Linked DNA regions of Homo sapiens: region 1 is linked to region 2. Evidence: read pairs that join two places in POLR2A ChIA-PET (ENCODE). Cell type or tissue: PC-9. All regions are shown on one strand. Links, peaks and the distances in the headings refer to the core of each region. The heading gives the core; the rest is flanking DNA.

The links. Peaks named below come from ENCODE experiments on the same cell type or tissue, not always from the same donor. Only the 100,000 strongest peaks of a DNase experiment are listed, where the experiment ranks them.
Region 1: POLR2A ChIA-PET joins it to region 2 with 5 read pairs; 1 of 35 experiments calls an interaction of 5 or more read pairs at or near these places.

Annotation. Positions count from the first base shown.
Region 1 is chr14:23,244,373-23,255,600 of GRCh38, forward strand. It overlaps RNF212B (ring finger protein 212B), which reads left to right. Exons shown (of 15, transcript NM_001282322.3): 4 at 1-24. Among named protein-coding and RNA genes, the nearest start is that of RNF212B, 12 kb to the left of the region's middle. RefSeq lists a silencer at 7,708-8,002. In PC-9, for the core only: no CTCF peak of the experiment used is centred there; no DNase peak of the experiment used is centred there; H3K27ac peaks cover 1,323 bases.
Region 2 is chr14:22,260,494-22,271,721 of GRCh38, forward strand. It overlaps TRA and the pseudogene TRAV37. Among named protein-coding and RNA genes, the nearest start is that of TRD-AS1, 220 kb to the right of the region's middle. In PC-9, for the core only: a CTCF peak has its summit at 4,960 (motif pointing right); DNase peaks (open chromatin) are centred at 5,318 and 5,778; H3K4me3 peaks cover 576 bases; H3K27ac peaks cover 2,357 bases.

The sequences.
Region 1 (11,228 bases), core at 5,408-7,907, 980 kb after region 2:
CAGTATTTTAGTCACATCTCTCAGGTATGAGAAACAAAAGTGAAGAAAATCTGACTCTCCAGGCAAATTCTAATTGCATCTTATTCCTTTATCAAAGGTTTTCTTTAAACTGCATTTGTACACAATGGAGGGAAATTGACTGCTTTCTTTGCTTTCTTCCTTGATGATACAAATTTCAATCAGTTAACTTTTTATTGACCCAGAATCTGTGATAGGCTGTAAAAGTCACTAAGTAGCTAACATCTTGCCTTGTATTTCCTAGTTGTATTAATTAATTTCTACGACTAAAGGTTGTTTTAGGGAGCTTTATCATTTTTCTCAGCAGATAGATGCACCTTCTAAAAATTGCTTTGAGTATATAGGCCTGGCCCTGCAAACAATAGGTTTGATGGTTTAACTTGCAACCAGTAGTTTATAGCACTAAGTTTACGAGAGTATTTCTTGTTTCCCATTCTCACTTTTCAATAACCTTTTTAGTAATACTTACCTCTTCATTTAGTGTTCATAACTGGTTGCTTGAATTTTAGGAAATATCTTTTCTTGATGTGTCATATGTTGGCATACAATTGACTTGATCAGGAGCAACAGGAATGTAGAAGAAGGTAGAGAGAAGGCAGGACAACCATTTGAGAGAGTTCCCAAGTTGTAAAAACTTTGGTTTTTTTCCTTCTACTCCCCATTTCTCTTAGATTATTCTATAGCCTCATGGAATTCCTATCTTGGCATATTTCTTGAGGTTTTTATCACTGTTCCCTTTCTATACTCTTACTTCTTATTCTTTTGAAAATACCCCTTTTCTAAACCTCAAGATGATCCTTAGTCATTTTCTGGTTGAAGATTTAATTTTTCTTCAGTGTCCTGCCTCTCAATCCTCACTCTAGAGATGGAGTAAGGGGAATTAAGGCTTGCTGCTTGCTGTCTTTAGCTGCTTGGTTGAGCCATCATATTTGACATACACTATATTTAACATTATAAGTATATTAAAATCCAGCTGAGACTCAAGGAGAAATGTAAACAAGGTCATAGGAACAAGAGAAAGAGCAGACCTTTAGTTAATAAATAAACCTAGGCATAGTTAATGATCAGTAGAGAAATCATATGTAGTCTGAATCCTAACCTGCCTGATCATGGGACCAATTACACATGGTCAAGTATCAAGATAAAAGAAATGGAAAGGGTCAGTTAATCATCACTTTAGTGAAGGGCCAATTTGGTGAAGTCAGCAAAGTCTGAAAATGTGTTTTCCTAATTTGTGAAGCTGAGTAACTGATCCAATACCTAGATTGTTTCATTCAGGCTTCTGCTCAAAACATTCTTCTTCAGTCAGTCCTTTAGTGACTCTCATATTTCAAATAGTAGCCCCAACATTTTCTACTCCTTACCATGCTTTTTTTTGCATTGTAGTTCTTTTCTCTAACATTATGTTATATATTTGTTGTCTGAATCCTGCACTGGAATATAAGCTCCATGAAAACAGATTTGGTTGGTTTTGCTTATTGTTCTCTTTTAATAGTCCTTAATAAGTAGTGGACGCTCAAGACGTTGTCATTGAATGAATGAATGAATGGAATGTTGTTGTAAATATCTATTTATGTTTTTATGTTCTCCAATCTCTACAAAGACTTAAGGCCATTTTTCTGCTGTACTTTGTGCTAATAGTTGATCAAGCTGACTGTTTTGAATTCTTTACTCACCTCAAGATAATCTTTCTGAGGGACTGGAGAACCTCATATAGATCTGTAAGTCTGTAAGTTTTCTTTTCTTTTTTTTTTTTTGAGATGGAGTCTTGCTTTTGTCTGTCACCCAGGCTGGAGTGCAGTGGCAAGATCTCAGCTCACTGCAACCTCTGCCTCCAGGGTTCAAGCGATTCTCCTGGGGGCAGGGCAATTTCAATCTTACTCATCTTATATGTCAGCTCCTAACATAGTACCAGGAGCATAGAAGGATTCAATAAATAATTTATGAAAGAATTAATGAACTAATCTTCCCTATTGAAGTTTTCCTTTAATGTATATGAAATACAGTAAAGTGATAATACTGGGAAAACTGTTGATGTAGAAATCTAATGACCAACTCGGCCTGCTAACTTATAGCTTTATTTCTTTGAACCAGTCATACTTCCTCACATGTAATATGAAATAATAATACTTATCCTACTTCTTGTAAAGATCCAATGAGACAATGTTTATGGAAATATTTTAAAAACTGTAAAGTACTTTAAAAAAAAACAAACAAAAAACAGAGACAGTCTTGCTATATTGCCCAGGCTGTTCTCAAACTCCTGGCCTCAAGCAGTCCTCCCACCTTGCCCTACCAAAGTGCCAGGATTACAGGTGTGAGCCACCATGCCCAATCTGAAAACTGTACTTTATTAGTTTAAAGAATAATGTGGAAAAGTCATGAAAGGTTATGAGTGATCACAAACCCACTTAAAAATAGTTGAAGATCATATAAGTGAAAAGAAGTTTGTATTTTAAAAAATTGTTGGCCGGGTGTGGTGGCTCACGCCTGTAATCCCAGCACTTTTGAAGGCCACGGTGGGTGGATCACCTGAGGTCCGGGGTTCGAGACCAGCCTGACCAACATGGAGAAACCCCGTCTCTACTAAAAATAAAAAATTAGCCAGGTGTGGTGGCACGTGCCTTTAATCCCAGCTACTCGGGAGGCTGAGGCAGGAGAATCACTTGAACCTGGGAGGTGGAGACTGCGGTGAGCCAAGATCGCACCATTGCACTCCAGCCTGGGCAACACGAGCAAAACTCCATCTCAAAAAAAAAAAAAATTGTTTTCAAGGGGAAGTATAAACACCCCATCTACTTTTTTTTTTAGGTCCACTAGTTTTCATGCAATCACCTTCTTTTTTAATAACAGCTTTATTGAGATGTAATTTACATACCATAAAATTTACCCTTTTAAAGTATGCAATTCAGTGGTTTTTAATACATCCACAGAATTGTGCAAACACTACTGCCTAATTTTCAAACATTTTCATCACCCCAGAAAGAAGCTCTGTACTTATCGGCAGGCACTTCCCAAACCCTTCCCACCCTCCCCATCCCCAGGCGATCACTAATTTACTTTCTGTTGCTATGGTTTTTCCTGTTCAGGGCATTTCATAAATATGGAATCATATAATGTATGGTCTTTTGTGACTTGCTGCATTCACTAAGTATAATGCTCTCAAGTTTCATCCATGTTGTAGCATCTCTGTTAGGACTTTATTAGTATTTCATTCCATTTTATGGCCAAATAATAATCTATTATATAAATGGATATACATTTTACTTATCCATTCATTAGTCAATAGACATTTGGGTTGTTCCTACTTTGGGGCTATTATAAGTAATATTGCTATGGAACATTTATGTACAAGTTTTTACATGGACATATATTTTTATTCCTCTTGGGTATATACCTACGAGTGGAATTTCTGGGTCAAATGGTAACTCTATATTTAACTTTTTTAGGAACTGCCAGACTGTTTTCCCAAGTGGCTGTACCATTTTACATCCTTAGCAGCTCTTTTAGTCTGTCTGGGCTGCTATAATAAAATACCTTAGACTGGGCAATTTCTAAATAACAGAAATTTAATTTTAACAGTTCTGGAGGCTGGGAAGTTCAACATCAAGGCACTAACAGATTCAGTGTCGGGGGAGGGCTTACTCTTTGCTTCCAAGATAATGCCTTCTTGCTGCATCCTCACATGGCAAAAGTGGCAAACAGGCTCCTTCAAGCCTCTTTTTATTTAGTTTTTTGAGACAGGGTCTCACTCTGTCACAAAGGCTGGAGTGCAGTGGTGTGGTTGTGGCCAGTGGTGCAATCATGGCTCCCTGCAGCCTTGCCCTCTTGAGCTCAGGCGATCCTCTCACCTCACCCTCCCAGGTAGCTGGGACTACAAGCACATGTCACCACACCTGGCTAGTTTTTGTGTTTTTTTTTTTTTAATAGATACAGGGTTTTACCATGTTGCCCAGGTCTCGAACCCCTGGGCTCACGCAATCTGCCCGCCTCAGCCTCCCAAAGTGCTGCAATTACAGGCATGAGCCACCACGCCCAACCCCAAGCCTCTTTTTTTTTTTTTTTTTTTGAGACAGAGTCTTGCTCTGTCGCCCAGACTGGAGTGCAGTGGCACGATCTCGGCTCACTGCAATCTCCGCCTCCCGGGTTCAAGCAATTATCCTGCCTCCACCTCCTGAGTAGCTGGGATTACGGGCATGCGCCACCACACCTGGCTAATTTTTGTATTTTTAATAGAGATGGGGTTTCACCGTGTTGGTCAGGCTAGTCTCGAATTCCTGACCTCGTGATCCGCCCACCTCAGCCTCCCAAAGTGCTGAGATTATGGGCATGAGCCATCACGCCCGGCCCCCAAGCCTCTTTTTATAAGGACACTAATCCCATTCACAAGAGCAAAGCCTTCATGACATAATCACCTCCTAAAGCCTCCATCTCTTAATACTATTGCATTGGGAGTTGAGTGTCAACAAATGAATTTTTGTGGGACACAAATATTCAGACCACAGCAGGCCAGTAAATATTTTAAGCTTTGCAGGCCATACAATTTCCGATGCTGCTACCCAACTCTGCTGTTGTAGCATGGAAGCAGCCATAGACAGCATGTAAGCAGCCACAGACAGCATGTAAGCAAATGTGTGTAATTATGTTCCAATAAAACTTATTTACAAAAACAGACAGCTGGTTATGGTCAGTTGTTTGCTGACCCTTGGTCTATTTTATGGTTTTTAAAAGATTTTTGAAGTCATATGTTTTTACTAATATATACATACATAATTGCTACATATACTGTTGGAATAAAATCAGGTCAAGATTTGATCTCATCAATAGACCAGAGCTTCTCCATCCCTCAGCTGAATTAAGAATTTGAACAACTGAGGTACTCAGTGGGCCAGGCGCAGTGGTTCATACCACTTTGGAGGCCAAGGTGGGAGGATTGCTTGAGGCCAGGGGTTTGAGACTAGCTTGGGCAACATAGTGAAACCCCTTCACTACAAAAAATTTAAAAATTAGCTGGGCATGGTGGCACACACCTGTAGTCCAGCTACTCAGGAGGCTGAGGTGGGAGAATTGCTTGATCCCAAGAGGTTGAGGCTGCAGTGAGCCATGATTGCACCACCATACTCCAGCTTGTGTAAAAATAAAAAATTAAAAAGAGATACTCAATGGTGCTTTTGAAGAAAAGTTGTATTTAGTTTGATATTATTTTACCTAAAAAGGAAAAGCTTTCAGTATTTAGGACTTCTGAAACAGTGTAGTTGAATTCTTCATCACTACTGAGCAGGGGATTGAGGAACCTTAGGCCAGTGTGAGGTAGTATTCCTTTGATCATACAAACTGTGCAACCCAAAACATAACCCTCTGCCTGGTGGGCTGCTGTGGCTCTCATCCAGAGTGGGTACTTCAGACATCTTACTAACAATTCTCCAATTGCTTTTGCTAAGAAAGCATTTTTAGGGTTCTTTTTTCCTCAAATCTGTTCCCTCTGAACCGTCACGATAATCTATTTCAATTACAAATCTGAACAAGTAACTGCCTTTTCAAAATCCTTTGGTGGCTTCCTATCACTTAAGTTTCAGACTGCTCAGAGTGATACATAGTTACCTTAACGTTCTGGTTCCTCCTAACCTCTCCAATTTCAATCACAACTACCATCTCACCTCTCATGTACAAACACAAGTTATTACGTAAGGTTATTTATTACCTAATCTATTAGGCAGATTCAGTTCTTTGCAGTTCTTTTACAGACCATATACTTTCATACCTTTATACCTGAAATGCCTGATTTCTACACTTTAAAAACTAAGTTAGGCCAGCCGTGGTGGCTCACGCCTCTAATCCCAGCACTTTTGGAGGCTGAGGGGGTGGATCACTTGAGGTCAGGGGTTCAAGATCAGCCTGGCCAATATGGTAAAACCCTGTCTCTACTAAAAATACAAAAAATTAGCCAGGTGTCATGGTGGCGCGTGCCTGTAATGCCAGCTGCTTGGGAGGCTGAGGCATGAGAATTGCTTGAACCTGGGAGGCAGAGGTTGCAGTGAGCCTAGAATGTGCCACTGCACTCCAGCCTGGGTGACAGAGCGAGACTCTGTCTCAAAAAAAAAAAAAAAGACTGAATTAATAATTACCTCTTAATCATTATCTCTATATCTTGTAAGTACTTGTGTTCTGCGTATAACCTAGTGTTTTACTTATTAGTTCATGTGTCAGAATGTCTCTTCTACTAGACTGTGATAAGCTACTGTAAACCCGGAAAATCTGAGACAAGTCTCAGTTAATTTAGAAAGTTTATTTTGCCAAGATTGAGGACATGCGCCTCAGAAGGTTCAGACGACATGTGCCCAAGGTGGTCAGAGTACAGTTTGGTTTTATACATTTTAGGGAGACATGAGACATCAATCAACATATGTATGATGAACATTGGTTCGATCGGGAAAGGTGGGACAGCTCAAAGTGGGAAGGGGCTTCTAGGTCATAGGTAGATAAGAGACCAATGGTTGCCTTCTTTTGAGTTTCTGATTAGCCTCTCCAAAGGAGGCAATCAGATATGCATGTATCTCAGTGAGCAGAAGGGTGACTTTGAATAGAATGAAAGGCAGGTTTGCCCTGAGCATTTCCCAGCTTGGCTTTTCCCTTTAGCTTAGTGATTTGGGGGGTCCAACATATTTTCCTTTGACACTACTAAAAGACAAGAACCCATACTATTCATCTTAGCATTTCCAGTTCTTATGCCTGACGTAAAGTGTTCAGTAAAGGTTTGCTAAATGGAAAGATGAATAATATTTGCACTATATATTTTCTGCCCCTGTGTGAGATGTTTTCTGATACCAACCAGTTCTCTGACACCAACTAGGTATGCAACAATTCAATTCAATTCAATTCAATTCTAACACTAATTCCTAGAGTTTTAGTATCATACTTCACATGTTTAGGGCTCAGCCTCACAAGACTGCCCCGACTCTGGACACCAGCCACAAATGGGGTACCCAGGCTAAAATACTTCAGACTGGCCAACAACAAACTTGAGGATTCCCATGAACTTCCTCCTGCTCCCACAAGCTTCAATAATTTGCTAGAATGACTCACAGAACTCAGAAAAGTACTTTGTTTATTATTACCAGTTTATTATAAAAGATACAACATAGGGGCCAGGTGCAGTGGCTCACGCCTGTAATCCCAGCACTTTGGGAGGCTGAGGCGGGCAGATCACCTGAGGTCAGGAGTTCGAGACCAGCCTGGCCAACATGGTGAAACCCTGCCTCTACTAAAAATACCAAAAGTAGATGGGTGTGGTGGCGGGCGCCTGTAATCCCAGCTACTCTGGAGGCTGAAGCAGGAGAATCACTTGAACCTGGGAGGTGGAGGTTGCAGTGAGCCAAGATTGTGCCACCACACTCCAGTCTGGCAACAGAGTGAGACTCTGTCTCAAAAAAAAAAAGAAAGAAAGAAAACCATATATCATGGAAATAGCCAAATGGAAAAGATGCAAAGTATGTGAGGAGGGGTGCAGAGCTTCCATACCCTCTCCAGATGCACTACCCTCCCAGCACCTCCAAGTGTTCACCAACTTGGTAACTCTCTGAACCGCCTTGTTCAGGAGTTGTTATGAACGTTCCATTACATAGGCATGATTGATTAAAGAATTTGTCATTGGCGATTGAACTCAATCTCTAGCCCCTTTTCCCTCTCTGATTGTCAGGGGTTGGGGGGCGTGGGAAGAAAGGTTGGGACCCCAACCCTCTAAACAGTGTTTGGTTCCCCTGGCAACAAGTCCCCATTTTGATGCTACCTAGGACCCACCAAGAGTCACCTCATTAGCACACATTCAGGTATGGTTGAAAGGAGCTTGTTATGAATAACAAAAGATGCTCCTATCACTCAGGAAATGCCAAAGGTTTTAGTAACTCTGTGAGGAACCAGGGGCGAAGACCATATATGTATTTCTTACACCACACCCTGTTCAAAAGATCCCCCTCAAAATCAGCCCATTAAAAAAAAGTTTATTATGATTTCATCACATGTAATTTCAAATGTTTAAAAGAATATAATGATATGTATAATATAATTAATTTCTGAACCATATCAGGTTCATTGCCCAGTGCATGGCAAATTAGTACACCAAGACACTGGGTTGCAGCAGAGAAAGGGGTTTAATCATAAGACAGCTGAACAAGGAGATAGGAAACCTCAAATTTGCCTCCAGGAGGAGTTTGAGGCTAGAGGTTTTTAAAGGGTTGGACAGGTAGTAAGCCAAGGTGTGGGGATCATTGATTGGTTAAGGAATGCAGGTTGAAGTCATGAGAAGCGGGGATGAAGAAATTGCATTCTCATGCTGATTCAGTTCCTCTGTGGGGGTCTTTAGACTCACTGTTCCACTGGAATTCAGGATCTGAAAACTATCTTAAGCAACTTTTAAGCAAAAGCCTTATGATTCTAATGTCATATTCTATTTATGAGAACAATGAGGATGCAAATGGTCAGCATCTAGTGTGATGTGACTTTCGCAGCTAAAAGGAAGTGGGCCAAGTGCAGCCTGATTAATGCTTAATTATAACTATATTTCTGTCCAGAGCCAAGCATGTAATTCTTGTTAAACCCTATGAGGACGGTTTATTTTCATGCATCCATCACTCCACTTCAACAATTATCAGTGAATGGCCAGTTTTCCTCCATCCATACCTCTTGCCACCCCCACCCAGATTATTTTAAAGCCAAAACCAAATATTACGTCATTTCTATCTGTAAACATTTCAGTGTGTATCTCTAAAAGATAGGAACTTTTTTCTTAAATATAACCACATCATGCTAAAATAACAATTCCATAATATTATCAAATTATCAGTCCCCATTCACATTTCTCCAGTTGTCTCAGTTTTAAAATGTTCCCACATTTTGAATTGAGTTTCAATAAAGGTATATATTTCAGTTGGTTATTATGTCTCTTAAGTTTCTTTTACACTATAAGTTTTCTCTTGTTTCTTTTTAAGTTATTATTGAAGAAAATGGTCTTTTGTCTATAGAGTTGTTCACAGTGTGGATTTTGTTTATTGTACCTATGGAGTCATTTCATATGTTCCTCTGTCCTCTATTTCTTGTAAATTGTTAGGTAAGTTTAGGGTTTATCACCATCATTGGTTTGGGGGCGGGGAAAGGTGAGGCAAGACCACTTTATTCTAGTGTTGTATTCCACCAAGAGGTACTTAATGGTCTATGTCTCTTATTTTGTATGAGGGTAGCCATTGATGAACTTTGCAGAGATCCTTAATTCATTAGAAGTTGTAAAATTCCAATTCTGTCATCCTTTCTTATTTTTTTAGTTGGAGTACTTCTAAAGAGAAATGTCCTTTTATCAAGCAAATGATTATCCAGATATATAGTTCAAAAATACTAAGACTTGCTTGTAGATATTATGGAATGAGGGAGTTTCACAAAAGATAGATAAGGCAAACTAATAGGTTTTGAATGTCAAAGAGATCGTGAATTTACCAATATCTTTAAAGTGAATTTCTAAAACTTAGTGACTTATTTACAGATGTTCAAAAATTAAATTGCGTGCAAAAATAAATCTTCAACTAAATACAAATGCTGACATTTAAAAATAAGAACTAAGGCTAGGCACAGTGGCTCATTCCTGTAATCCCAACACTTTGGGAGGCCGAAGTGGGAGAACGGCTAGATCCCAGGAGTTTGAGATCAGCCTGGGCAACATAGTAAGACCCTTTCTCTTAAGAAGAAAAAAATTAAAAAATTAGAGGGGTATGGTGGCATGCACCTGTTGTCCCAGCTACTCGGGAGGCTGAAGTGGGAGGATCACTTGAGTCCAGGAGGTTGAGCCTGCAGTGAACTGTGAACAAACCCCTGCACTCCAGCCTGGGTGACAGAGCAATACTCTTTATCTCAAAAACAAAACAAAACAAAACAAAACAAAACAAAAAAACAAAAACAAAAACAAAAACTAAAACTAAAACTGGGCATGGTGGCTCACTCCTATAATCCCAGCACTTGGAGGATGACATGAGGCCAGAAATTTGAGACCAGCTTGGGCAACATAGCAGGACCCCATCTCTATCAAAATAAAAATAAATAAAAATAAGAACTGGGAAGGTCATTCTTTAGTACAAAAATGATAATCAAACTAATATTCATTTCCAAAGCATATATTACTTTTTTGTATGTGTGTGCTTTTGGTAGAGATAGCATTTTGCCACGTTGCCCAGGCTGTTCTCAAACTCCTGAGTTCAAGATATCTGCCCACCTTGGCTTCCCAAAGTGCCAAGATTACAGGCATGAGCCACTGCACCTGGCCTAGTTTTATAAACAAACAAGAATGTTTTGTTTACAATAACCCACATTGGACCAAAACGTCTTGTCTTATCATAGTAAACCTACTAAGCTCCCCCTTTGCTTCCATTACTGTGCCTCTCTCAGTATTTTTCAGTTATTTCTCCTTTACTCTTTCCAACCTTTTGTTGGACCTAATTCAGAACTGAAGTTTTAATATGCTCTCTCAAGCATATAAAATAAAAATTATGTTTCATATATAAAATAAAGTTTATACAAGGCTGTTGGTTTGGATTGAGTTTCTGTACTAGGTCCAACAGACCAAACCAAAATGGAATTACTCATGCTGACAGTTCATCTGATCTTCCAAGAAATCAGGAGAGAGAGAGGTAATAGCTAAATCTCCAAACAGGCCAATTTTAGCTGGCATAATAAAGAAGTCCCCTCTGCTTTACCCTTTACAAGGAAAGTAACTTTGAACCAACCTATGCACTTTTTGTTCTCTGTTTCTGCTTTCTTCAGCCCTTTTCTGCCTAAAAAGCCAACTTGTCTTCTCAGTTAATCAGAACACTCATTCTGTGTTTTAGAATAATGTGTTCCTCAAGTCTAGGACTGCAAATCAAAGCCAGTTAATATCTTTAAACTAAATTTGTTGTAATTTTGTATTTTGACATGTTATCAATAGTAAAATGGTAGGAATCCAGAGCATGAAGACCATGATATCCTTACCTGGTCCTAGTATGGAGATAAAGGAAAGGAATCAGGGTATAGAAGTAGATAGTTTCATACCAATAAAATGTTGGTATCAATGTTCCAATAAAACAAACAATATTTAACACTTGCATTATCCAGACAATGTTAAGTGTTATCATCAATAGAACTACTTTTATTATTATCAGCTCTGTGTTACTGTATTAACAAAATAATCACAC
Region 2 (11,228 bases), core at 4,409-6,908:
CCTTTCCCTGTTTAGTGCTTCCTTCAGGAGCTCTTTTAGGGCAGGCCTGGTGGTGACAAAATCTTTCAGCATTTGCTTGTCTGTAAAGGATTTTATTTCTCCTTCACTTATGAAGCTTAGTTTGGCTGAATATGAAATTCTGGGTTGAAAATTCTTTTCTTTAAGAATGTTGAATATTGGCCCCCACTCTCTTCTGGCTTGTAGAGTTTCTGCCGAGAGATCCACTGTTAGTCTGATGGGCTTCCCTCTGTGGGTAACCCGACCTTTTTCTCTGGCTGCCCTTAACATTTTTTCCTTCATTTCAACTTTGGTGAATCTGACAGTTATGTGTCTTGTCCACTCCAGACCCTGTTTGCCTGGGTATCAGCAGCAGAGGCTGCAGAACAGTGAATATTGCTGAACAGCAAATGTTGCTGCCTGATCATTCCTCTGGAAGTTTCATCTCAGAGGGATACCTGGCCGTGTGAGGTGTCAGTCTGCCCCTACTGGGGTTTGCCTCCCAGTTAGGCTACTTGGGGTCAGGGACCCACTTGAGGAGGCAGTCTGTCCATTCTCAGATCTCAAACTCTGTGCTGGGAGAACCACTATTCTCTTCAAAGCTGTCAGACAGGGACATTTAAGTCTGCAGAGGTTTCTGCTGCCTTTTGTTCAGCTAGGCCCTGCCTCCCAAGGTGGAGTCTACAGAGGCAGGCAGGCCTCCTTGACCTTCGGTGGGCTCCACCCAGTTCGAGCTTCCCGGCTACTTTGTTTACCTACTCAAGCCTCAGCAATGGTGGGTGCCCTTCCCCCAGCCTCGCTGCCGCCTTGCAGTTCCATCTCAGACTGCTGTGCTGGCAATGAGCGAGGCTCCGTGGGTGTGGGTCCCTCCAAGCCAGGCACAGGATATAACCTCCTGGTATGCCCTTTGCTAAGACCATTGGAAAAGTGCAGTATTAGGGTGGAAGTGTCCCGATTTTCCAGGTGCCATCTGACACAGCTTTGCTTGGCTAGGAAAGGGAATTTGCTGACCTCTTGCACTTCCCGGATGAGGCGATGCCTCGCCCTGCTTCACCTCATGCTCAGTGCGCTGCACCTACTGTCCTGCACCCACTGTCCAACAAGCCCCAGTGAGATGAACCCAGTACCTCAGCTGGAAATGCAGAAATCACCCATCTTCCGCGTCGCTCATGCTGGGATCTGTAGACTGGAGCTGTTCCTATTTGGCCATCTTGGATCCACCCCTAAATATACATTTTAATTTAACTTTTTATCGTTTCATTAAGACAGCATCCTCGAACTGGAATTAGTGGTTCAATGGGCAAAACAGCTTTATAGCCTGTTGGTTCCTTGTCTGTCTTAATAGCATAACACCTTTTAAAAGCTTTCTAAATTCCTTATCTCTACTCCCTAACCCCTTTCTTACTCAAAACCCAGTCCAGGCAGATTTTTATCCCTATCCTTGTATCAGAATCACTTTGTTAAGGTCACAATGGGTTTCATAGCCTCAAATCCAATGATCCATTACCATGTTTTATCTTACTGAATTTCTCAGAATAATTTGACAATTTGGTTATTCTCTCCTTGAAACATTATCTTTGCTTGAGTTTGGGGATTCCACACTTTCCTGGTTTGCTTTCAACCTCACAAGCCACTCCTTTTCTAGCTCACCTTCCTCTTGCTGACCTCTAGATACTGTGTTGTCTCAGGACTCAGTCCTCAAACATATATGCCGTCTACATGCACTCTCTAAGTGATTTCATCCAGGAATATGGCTTTAATTACCATCCATACATTGATGACTCCCAGGTTTATACCTCCATCCAACCCCTCTCTGTTGAAAGCCAGGCTCATATATACTATAATCTATATAACATCTTTGCCAGATGTCTGTCTGGCATCTAAAATCTAAGATATCCACAACATACCTTATTCCCTCCCTTACGCTCATCCCTCACTCTTCCCCATCTCAAGAAAACAGTGATATAATTCACCCACTCGCTATAGCCAAAAATACTGGAATCTTCTTTAATTCTTCTCTTTCCCCCATACCCCACATTGTCAACAAACTGGCCACATAAGATGTGTTTTCTGTCAGAAAAAAAAGCCTGACTTCATTTTTTAATTCAAATAAGAATGTTACATGATGGGTTCCAATGACAACCCAGTCATTTCATAATTCTAATTCTAAAGTAGGTAGATGAATATGGTAAGGAACCTTGCATTGAGGCTGTCGCCAGTTGAAATATATTCCTGTTTTGCAATATTTCTTGCTTAGCTTTTAAGGGCTCTCCCGCAGATTCCAGAAGCTAATAAATTGTCTCTTTATTTGGCAGCTTGGGAATTTTTTTTTTAGCACCCTGGACCAATGCACCATTCCGGATGGTTGAGATATATACTTTTTCTTTAAGGGGTAGGAGGTAAGGGTGATGTTGGAAAGAGAAATGGGAAAGAAGCAGCAGCTTAACATTTGGACCCTGAAGCATGTTCTAGAGCAGGCTGGTTTTAAGAAAGTCCTCATTTGCCTCAAGGTACGTGACCCCAGTTTAATGACTATAGGCCTAAATGGGACAGGATCACAATCACATTTGTCACCAGCAGACTCATATCTAGGAGGCATACAAGTTATTCCTGTTAGAACAGTGACTTACTGGAAAGTCATTTCCCACCACTGATTTGAGTCGCTGTTATTATCGTACATGAATTTCCATATACAATTAGGCCATATTACAGATTTGCTATTCCATTTAACTAACCTGTCTGCCTACCCTTAATTTTCACTTAAGAATTTTCTTTCTCTTTCTTTTCACTTCTGTGCAATAGAAAATATACTCTTTTCTTCTACATTTTCTTCTGTTTTTTTTTGTTTTGGCATAAGAATGACAGGAATTTTTTAAATGTTTAATTGTAGCCAATCCTTTGCTAGTGGTCTTTGTCCTCTTTTAGGTTTTCTGATGTACAGTCATTTTATCTACTTACATGCAGATGATGTTTTATCTCTTCCTTTCCAATTCTTATGCTTCTTATTGTTTCTCTGGGCTGACTGCATTAGCAAGTAGCTTCAACACAATCTTAGATAGCAGTAGTGGTAATGAACATCTTTTTCCTTCACCTACTTTAATAGGAAAGCCTCTAGCACTTTCCCATAAGTTGGTGCTGGTTTGGGATTACGGTGTATGCAAGTTTTATGTGATATGTTAAAGAATTAGTTATTAGTTTTTATTTTTCAATGTTTTAACATGAATCTGTGTTGTATTTTGTCAAATTCCTTTTCTCCATCAATAAAGATAATCATATGATTTTTTTTCTTGGCTCTTGTATCAGTTATTAAGCTACTAACTCTTACCTACAATTGCTTAGCTCCTATACCTCGCTTCTAGAGTAGTAACTGCTGATGTCAATCATACACTGGCCCCTAGAGCTAGTTGACTTTTTAGGTGTGTTTTTCTTCTCTCTCCAACTGGATAATTAGCATATTCTATTTTGTACATTTTATTAAATGTCTCCACAGGGTTAAGTGAATTTGTTGAGGTAGTGACACTCAACATTTATTGTTTACCTGCCACAACCCCTGTCCATCATTGCTCAGTAAAATCGTTAATCATCTATAGCTAGACATATACCTGCTAGTACCTACCTAGAATGTTGAAATCACATACCTGAGATAAGAGAGAAGAAAAATTCCAAGGAGAACTCTCATGTAAATGCTACTTCCTCCAAGCATCTAAAACAGCTCCTCTATTCTTTCTAGGAAAAAAAATCCCTTCTTTGAGGACATTCCTGGTAAGTATCCTCATAAATAGAAAAAAAATTTTACAAAGAGAACTAAAGTTTTGCTAGCATTTCTGTGGTTTCAGACTTAATGTGATGTGGGGATGCTCTGATTGGGAAAAAGAAAGATCATAAGGTTTCTAGGGAAGTGTACCAGTTTACAAATAGCCAGATTCTCCAGTGACCACCTCATGTGTCTATTGTTTTTTTCTCAAGCAGAAATGTGAAAACAGGAGAAGGTAGAGTCCAGTCTTACCCAAACCCTGCATGTCCAGGAGAAAGCTAACTCTAGTCTAAGCTACAAAAAACGAAAAAAAAAAAAATTCTCCTTGTTTTACATAATTTCATACACAAAAAAGAATGGAAGAGTAATATCCACAATTAACATCAAAGATCCTCTTATTCTTCATAGACTCAGTGTAGAGGCTCAGACACTTATGTCATGACCACAGAAAGAAATGAAGGAAGAAAAGAATGAGGATAGATTTGCTAGGGCCAGGGCTTTACCCAAGAAATATAGCTGAGAAAATGTGGGAGGGTAATAGGTAGGCACCTATGCTCCACAGGATGAGACCTGGATGCAAAGAACAGATGAGAGCTTTCTTCCCTATCCTCTCCTCATCTTGAGTCCCTAGTCATTGCTGCAAGTACAGGAAACCATAAAACAGAGTTTCAGAAAACTAATATGTAAAACATGAGAAATTACCAGTGTGCACAGGTGCCCAGAGCTAAATATAAAGCACTTGGATATTTGCAAAAGCACTAGCATGCTCAGAGTTAGCCAGTTACTAGACTGCTTTCTCACACCTGAAAACATCCTAAAAGAAAGGATACTACATTTTCCTCCTTTGTCTTTTTAACGAGAATTTGGAAAAGGTCTAACTCTTTTAACTTATTTAAAGCTGCTGAGATTGAGACATATAATACAGCTCTGGTAGAAAAATAATCAATTAAGGGAAATAATCAGATCTTCTCTCAACCTATTCCTACCCCCCTCAGAATGTACTACAGTGCCATAGAGGCAAAAAGCCTGCATAATTCTTTAAAGGTGAGGGGAGTGAGGGAGTTTCAGGTGTAAAGGATTTTCAGACAGTCATAACTGGAGAAACTTTCCTTTTAACACTGTTTGCTTTCTTTCTTTTTTGTTTGCTCCTCACCTCTCTGTATGTTCCGTCTACCTTTCATTTCAACATAACGAGTTACTTTATATTAAGGGGGAAATGAAAAAACAATTTTTTTGAGTTCAGACCACCTGGGGGCAGTGCTTCCTTTGACAGAGGCACTGCCAGAAACTAGAACAAGGGGAAGGGAACAGCAGGAGGAGGGCATTCAATGATGTGTGTGATGTAACAGTGAGGTTTTGATTATCCGTAAAAACAATGAAGATTCCCCAAAGGCTACCCAACCAACAGAACCAGAAGACTCTAGAACAGTGAACTAGGCCCAGTGAACACGGCCAAATCTAGGTCTCCAAACTGAATCCACAGAGGCTCCAGGAAAAGGAAAGAATGGAAACTCCACTGAGCACTCTGCTGCTGCTCCTCTGTGTGCAGCTGACCTGTGAGTCAGGCGAGTCATGAGGAGGGGAGGAATCAAGTAGGGGCGGCCAGGGCATTGAAATTTAGAAAGATCCCGGGGACAATCTTGGGTCTAGTCTCAGGAATGTAAAACAAATAATGAAACTGATGAACAAACACACTATATATATGAAAATGTTTCATTCCTCCTAAGCAGGGTCAAATGGACAACTGCCAGTGGAACAGAATGCTCCTTCCCTGAAAGTCAAGGAAGGTGACAGCGTCACACTGAACTGCAGTTACAGAGACAGCCCTTCAGATTTCTTCAGTGGTTCAGGCAGGATCCTGAGGAAGGCCTCATTTCCCTGATACAAATGCTATCAACTGTGAGAGAGAAGATCAGTGGAAGATTCACAGCCAGGCTTAAAAAAGGAGACCAGCACATTTCCCTGCACATACAGGATTCCCAGCTCCATGACTCAACCACATTCTTCTGCGCAGCAAGCACACAGTGCCCACAGTCACCTGCACCCGGTACCTAAAGCTTGCTGAGGGGCCTGGGCACACCTCCTTTTATAAGGGCCCTGGGGCACTGACTATAACTCTGCTGCATACAAAGGGAAATATGAGGGACTGTTTTATAACATAATATCAAACATTTCATTTGAAGACCATGTGAGGAAGGATAGTGTTTTCAAATACCATCTAAAGTACTTTGTTTCTCAGTGTGAGGCCCTTCCTTTGTGAAAACTAGCCCAAAAACTAGAGGCTAAATATCAAAAAGGAGAGAGCACTAAAGAACAAAGAAAGAACAGGGTAAAATTCTTGTCTTTGAGCTTCTTTGTAGACTTTTACAAAGATATAGAAAATACAAAATCTTGAAAGCCATGACCATCAAATTCAGTAGTGAAAGGAAAAATATTTTGACATGCCAAAAAGATTGGCTTAGAAGATCAAGTACCAAAATCTGAGGGAAAATTGTACAAAGCATTTAAAGGAAAAGAGAACACAACATGGTAGAAAAGCTGTCTTCTCCTTAAAAGGGATAAAATGCCAACCAGCTAGCTAGAAAGGAAGTCAATGATGTGAGGAGAGGTCATAAACAGTGAGTCCAGCATCCTGCTCTTTTCTAGGGTCAGAGCTCTGAGCAGGTAGGGTGGGAGGAGGGTGAGTCACATTTAGCAATGACTCTGAACTGAAGGAACAGTGAATTTTGGCAAAAACTGTTTTGATCATTGTGTCTTATATCAATACTCACAAGAAAACGCCCATTACAGAGGAAGCATTCAACAACCATGTGGACAAGACGGTCGGTCCAAAGCATGTCAGCCAGCCAGAGAATGTCTGTGCTTGTCAATTTCTTGAACAATAGACCCATGAATAGATTAGCTGAGGTGACAGATTGAGTTTCTTTATAAGCCCAGAAGCATGGGTTTTCTCCCACCAAGACAGATTCAGCTACTTCTGCTGCTGTCACAGGACTTTTCCTTAGTTCAAAGACAGGGTTCTTTTCCCATGGGCACGAAAATTCAGGCTCGCAAACAATTTGAATGGTGAGTAAGACACGGTTTTATTGGGTGAAGAGGAAGAAAAGGGGGAAACAGGGACTCTTACAAGGCCAGAGTCCCTGCTAGAGCACTTCCCACCCCGCAGTTCGAATCCCAGGTTCCACACAGGAAGAGGAGGAGCCTGGCTCCTCCCCACTGCAAAGGATGCCAACTTCTGCGGCTCCACCCCAGTGCACAGGCTGCTTGGAATTTCTCTAGGGACCCCCTCCCACCTGGCTGTCTCACTACCAAATGTCCACCCTGTCAGCAGTAAATACAACACTGAGCCTTCGATGTGGAATCATCCTTCAAAGGAACCAGCCACACACTAGTTGGCAAGTTGATTACATTGGACCACTTCCAACCTGGAGGTATTAGGAATTTTTTTTCTTCTTAATACATATTCTGGGTGTGAATCTGTGGTCTCCTCCAAAGTGCCACACATAGTTGCATGAACTGATGGCTCAGAGTGTCTCATTGATCATTCTGATCATCAAAGGATTTCACATCCCTTGCATCAACAGACCCACTTTATATCAAGGGCGTGTGACAGTAGTCATGTCATATAGCATATAGCTTCATCATACAGCATTAGCCATGAACCACTAGCCTGATAGAACTTTGGAATGACCACTTAAGGGCCCAGCTAAAGCACCAGCTTAGGGACAGCACCCTGAGGGGCTGAAAAGCTATTCTTTGAGATAGTGTTGTGTCCCTGTTACATAAAATACATGGACCTGGGTAGCAAGGGATGGAAGTAGGACTATCACCCCATCAACCACCACTTTCAGTAACCCACTTTTGTGCTTCCTGTTCTTATAACTATAGGTTCTGCTGGACTAGGGATTCTGTTTCCCTTTGAGGGGGAAAAGGGAGGATGCTGCTTCTACGAGGGAAATAGGTTTTTACCAAACCCAAGATAATATATACTACCTCATAATTTGGGGATCTTCATGCCAGTCCTGGAGGCCAAGAAAGGAGTTACTACTGTCATGGACAAGTTGATCCTGATTATCATGAAGCTAAACCCCATAGCGGAACTGGGGATATATGTCTACAACTCAGGGAATTCACTGTGATGACTTTTAGCACTTTCATGTCAGTGATTATCGTAAATAGGCAACTGTAGCAACTACAGCCTGACAAGAGCAGACTAACCAGGGGCTTATACCCCTCGGTGATGAAGGTCTAGGTTACCTCCCTGGAAAAGAAATCTAGAGCAGTAGAAAAAAATGCTAGCCGAAGGTGGGGAGAATCAAGAATAAGTAGTATAGAAGGTAGATGGAGGAGATAATAAATATGAGTTGCAGTCATGCAACTAACTATAACAAACGTAACTTGTCCCAGTAACCCTCTTGTTGTCAAAACAACATCAACAACAAAAACTAGTGATCTATATGAATTTAACACACAGCACAAGTGGATCTGAGCAAGGCAAGGAGTGAACTGTATAGATACTGTTGGTTCCCTACCTATATCTCCTAGGCAGTCACGCCAACATGCTGGACACCACTCGCTGAAAATCCCAGCAACCCTGAAGATGACTTTGACTTTCTGGCCATGAATGTGGAGGCTGTGGAGGACAAGCCAGAAATGCAAAAGAGTTAATGCCCCAAAAGCAGTTCTTAATCAGTGATAGACAGGGAGTTTAGGCATGATTACTCCAGTTTCTTCATGACTCATTTGGCATAGCTCCAAAGAGTATGCTATGCTGTCTCTTAGAGTTATTGTGACAGGTAGTTAGACAGGCATGAATGGGGCACAAGAGAGCTCTCCCCTCCACCCACCAGGAGTCATCAGGCGATTGTTCGGCAGTTATCACATTACCTCTCTAAAAATGATAATTGGCAGCAAATTATCACTGGCAACTTCCCCAACAGATAAAGACACTTAAGATTGGTAATCAGCTTCCAATAAAATCTCAGGAATTGGTGAGTGAACCCAGCATGTACATTAAGAGACAAAACAGCAGAGTATGACCTTCTGTGGGCACTCCACCAGAAAAAGGAAGAAAGCCTCAGATGTGCATGAGTACAACTTCCTAAACACACTGCTCATGCCCACGTCCCAAGCAGGAAGGAGGGCACTGCACATGCGGGCAGCCCATCCTAAGGGAAGAATCATGGGAAAGGGGCACAAGATGCTGGAGGTAGGTCAGTGTATAAAATCTTAGGATTAAGGTTAAAGGCTGCACTTGTCCTTCCAGTTGTCCGCTTGGGTCTCTTCCAAGTGTACTTTCCTTTCTCTCCTGCTCTAAAGCTTTTTAATAAAATTCCACTCCTGTTCTGAAACTTGCCTTGGTCTTTCATTCTGCCTTATTTCCCTCAGTCAAATTCTTTCTGCTAAAGAGACAAGACTTGAGGTTGCTGCAGACCCATATGGATTCACCACCAGTAACTCAGAGCCTTCTACCCCTAACATTATCCAGCTGCAGAAAGCTGCAATTGCCCATCGTGGTAACTGCCTTGATGGCACATTCTGTATTGGCTTCCTTCCTTCCCTGATTTACCTCTTACCCATGTCTTGCAAACAAAAAAGAGTTAAACTCTGTAAAATAGTTAAAGAGGTTGATTCTGAGCCAAATATGAGTGACCATGGCCCATGACACAGCCCTCAGGAGGTTCCGAGAACATGTGCCCAAGGTGGTCGCAGTGCAGCTTGGCTTATACATTTTAGGGAGGCATGGGACTTCAATCAAATACATTTAAAAAATACATTGGTTTGATCCAGGAAGGTGGGACAACTCAAAGCAAGGGGCAAGGGGGTCAGTGGGAGTGAGGAGCTTCCAGCTTATAAGTAGATTTAATATTTTTCTGGTTGACAATTGGTTGAGTTTATCTAAAGACCTGGAATTAATAGGAAATGTCTGTATTGCGATAAGAGGTTATAAAGACCAGAGTTTGGTCAGGCAGATGAATCTTCCAAGTAGCAGGTTTCAGAGAGAATGGATTGTAAATGCTTCTTATCAGACTTCAGGTCTGTGTTGATGTTAATGCCAGAGAGGTATGATGAAGCATGTCTGACCCCCACTTCCCATTCTGGCCTGAACCAATCTCTCAAGTTGAATTTTAAGAGAGCCCTGGCCAAGAAGGAAGTCCACTCAGATGGTTGCGGGGGGCTGGGGGGCCTTAGAATTTTATTTTTGATCTACAGTTTCCTAGAATCACCTATAATAAACTATTTACACACAAATTATTGTGTCGAAGCTGACTTTTAGGGATCCAAAACCAAGATACAGGAATTCAAATCATGAGACAAGGGTGAAGATTATCCAGAAGAAATGTTGGTGCCCCTTCTCTTATTGCTACCAAGCTGAGCTTTGCAGCACAAGGGATTTTAGCAGTCTCATTCAGGATGGGCCCCAGTGCTTACAAACTCCTTAAGCATCTCTCTGAGAGGGGACACTCAGCCACCTACCTCTGTGACAGAGAACTCATGCTCCTCACACAGCACCCAGTACATAACAGGGCCCCCATTCATAATGCCCAGTTTGGGGACCCCAACTCAGGAATTACATAAGGATCCCTGATGCTCCCTCTGGAAATGCAAAATTCTAAAGAATCAGAGTAAGGTATTTAAAAAGAGTTTTTTTCACAATATTTTTTCAAAATGGAATGAAAATGATAAGAGCAATTCTTGATATAAATATAAATTAAGCTGAGGCAATTTAGTGCTGATGAGAACTTCTGCAATAGTTATTTCAGAGCTTCTTGATATAGCATAAACAAGGTGGTTTTGTTTATTTGTTTGTTTGCGTTTGTTTTTTGAGATGGAGTTTCACTCTTGTCGCCCAGGCTGGAGTGTGGTGGCACAAACTCAGCTCACTGCAACCTTTGCCTCTCAGGTTCAAGCGATTCTCTGACCTCAGCCTCCTAAGTAGCTGGGATTACAGGCATGTACTACCATGCCCAGCTAATTTTTGTATTTTTAATAGAGATGGAGTTTAACCATGTTGCCCGGGATGGTCTCGAACTCCTGACCTCAAGTGATCTGCCCACCTCGGCCTCCCAAAGTGCTGGGATTACAGGTGTGAGCCACCATGCCTGGCCAACAAGATTATTTTTTTAATCCATGTAAAATGTGAACACAATTACACACTACATATTCTGCTTTTACTTATCTCTGAATTTAGTCGATGCTCTTTTCAGCCACAAGCATATATCTTTTTTCTCATTCTTTATTTTGAGAAATTATAAAAATGTAAAAAAATTGAATATAAATAGGCATATTCTTATCACTCAAAATTAAGTGTCCTTATTTCATAAGATTTGCTTTGTAATTTTTTTTAATAAGAAGAAAAATAAAATCACAGTTTGCCATTTGTTGTGAATGGAGTCAGAGGCTTCTGCTCACCATTCTGGATCACGCTCTCCTCTCCAAGATTAGGTCGTATTAAAAACAAATTTGCCAGCTCCAT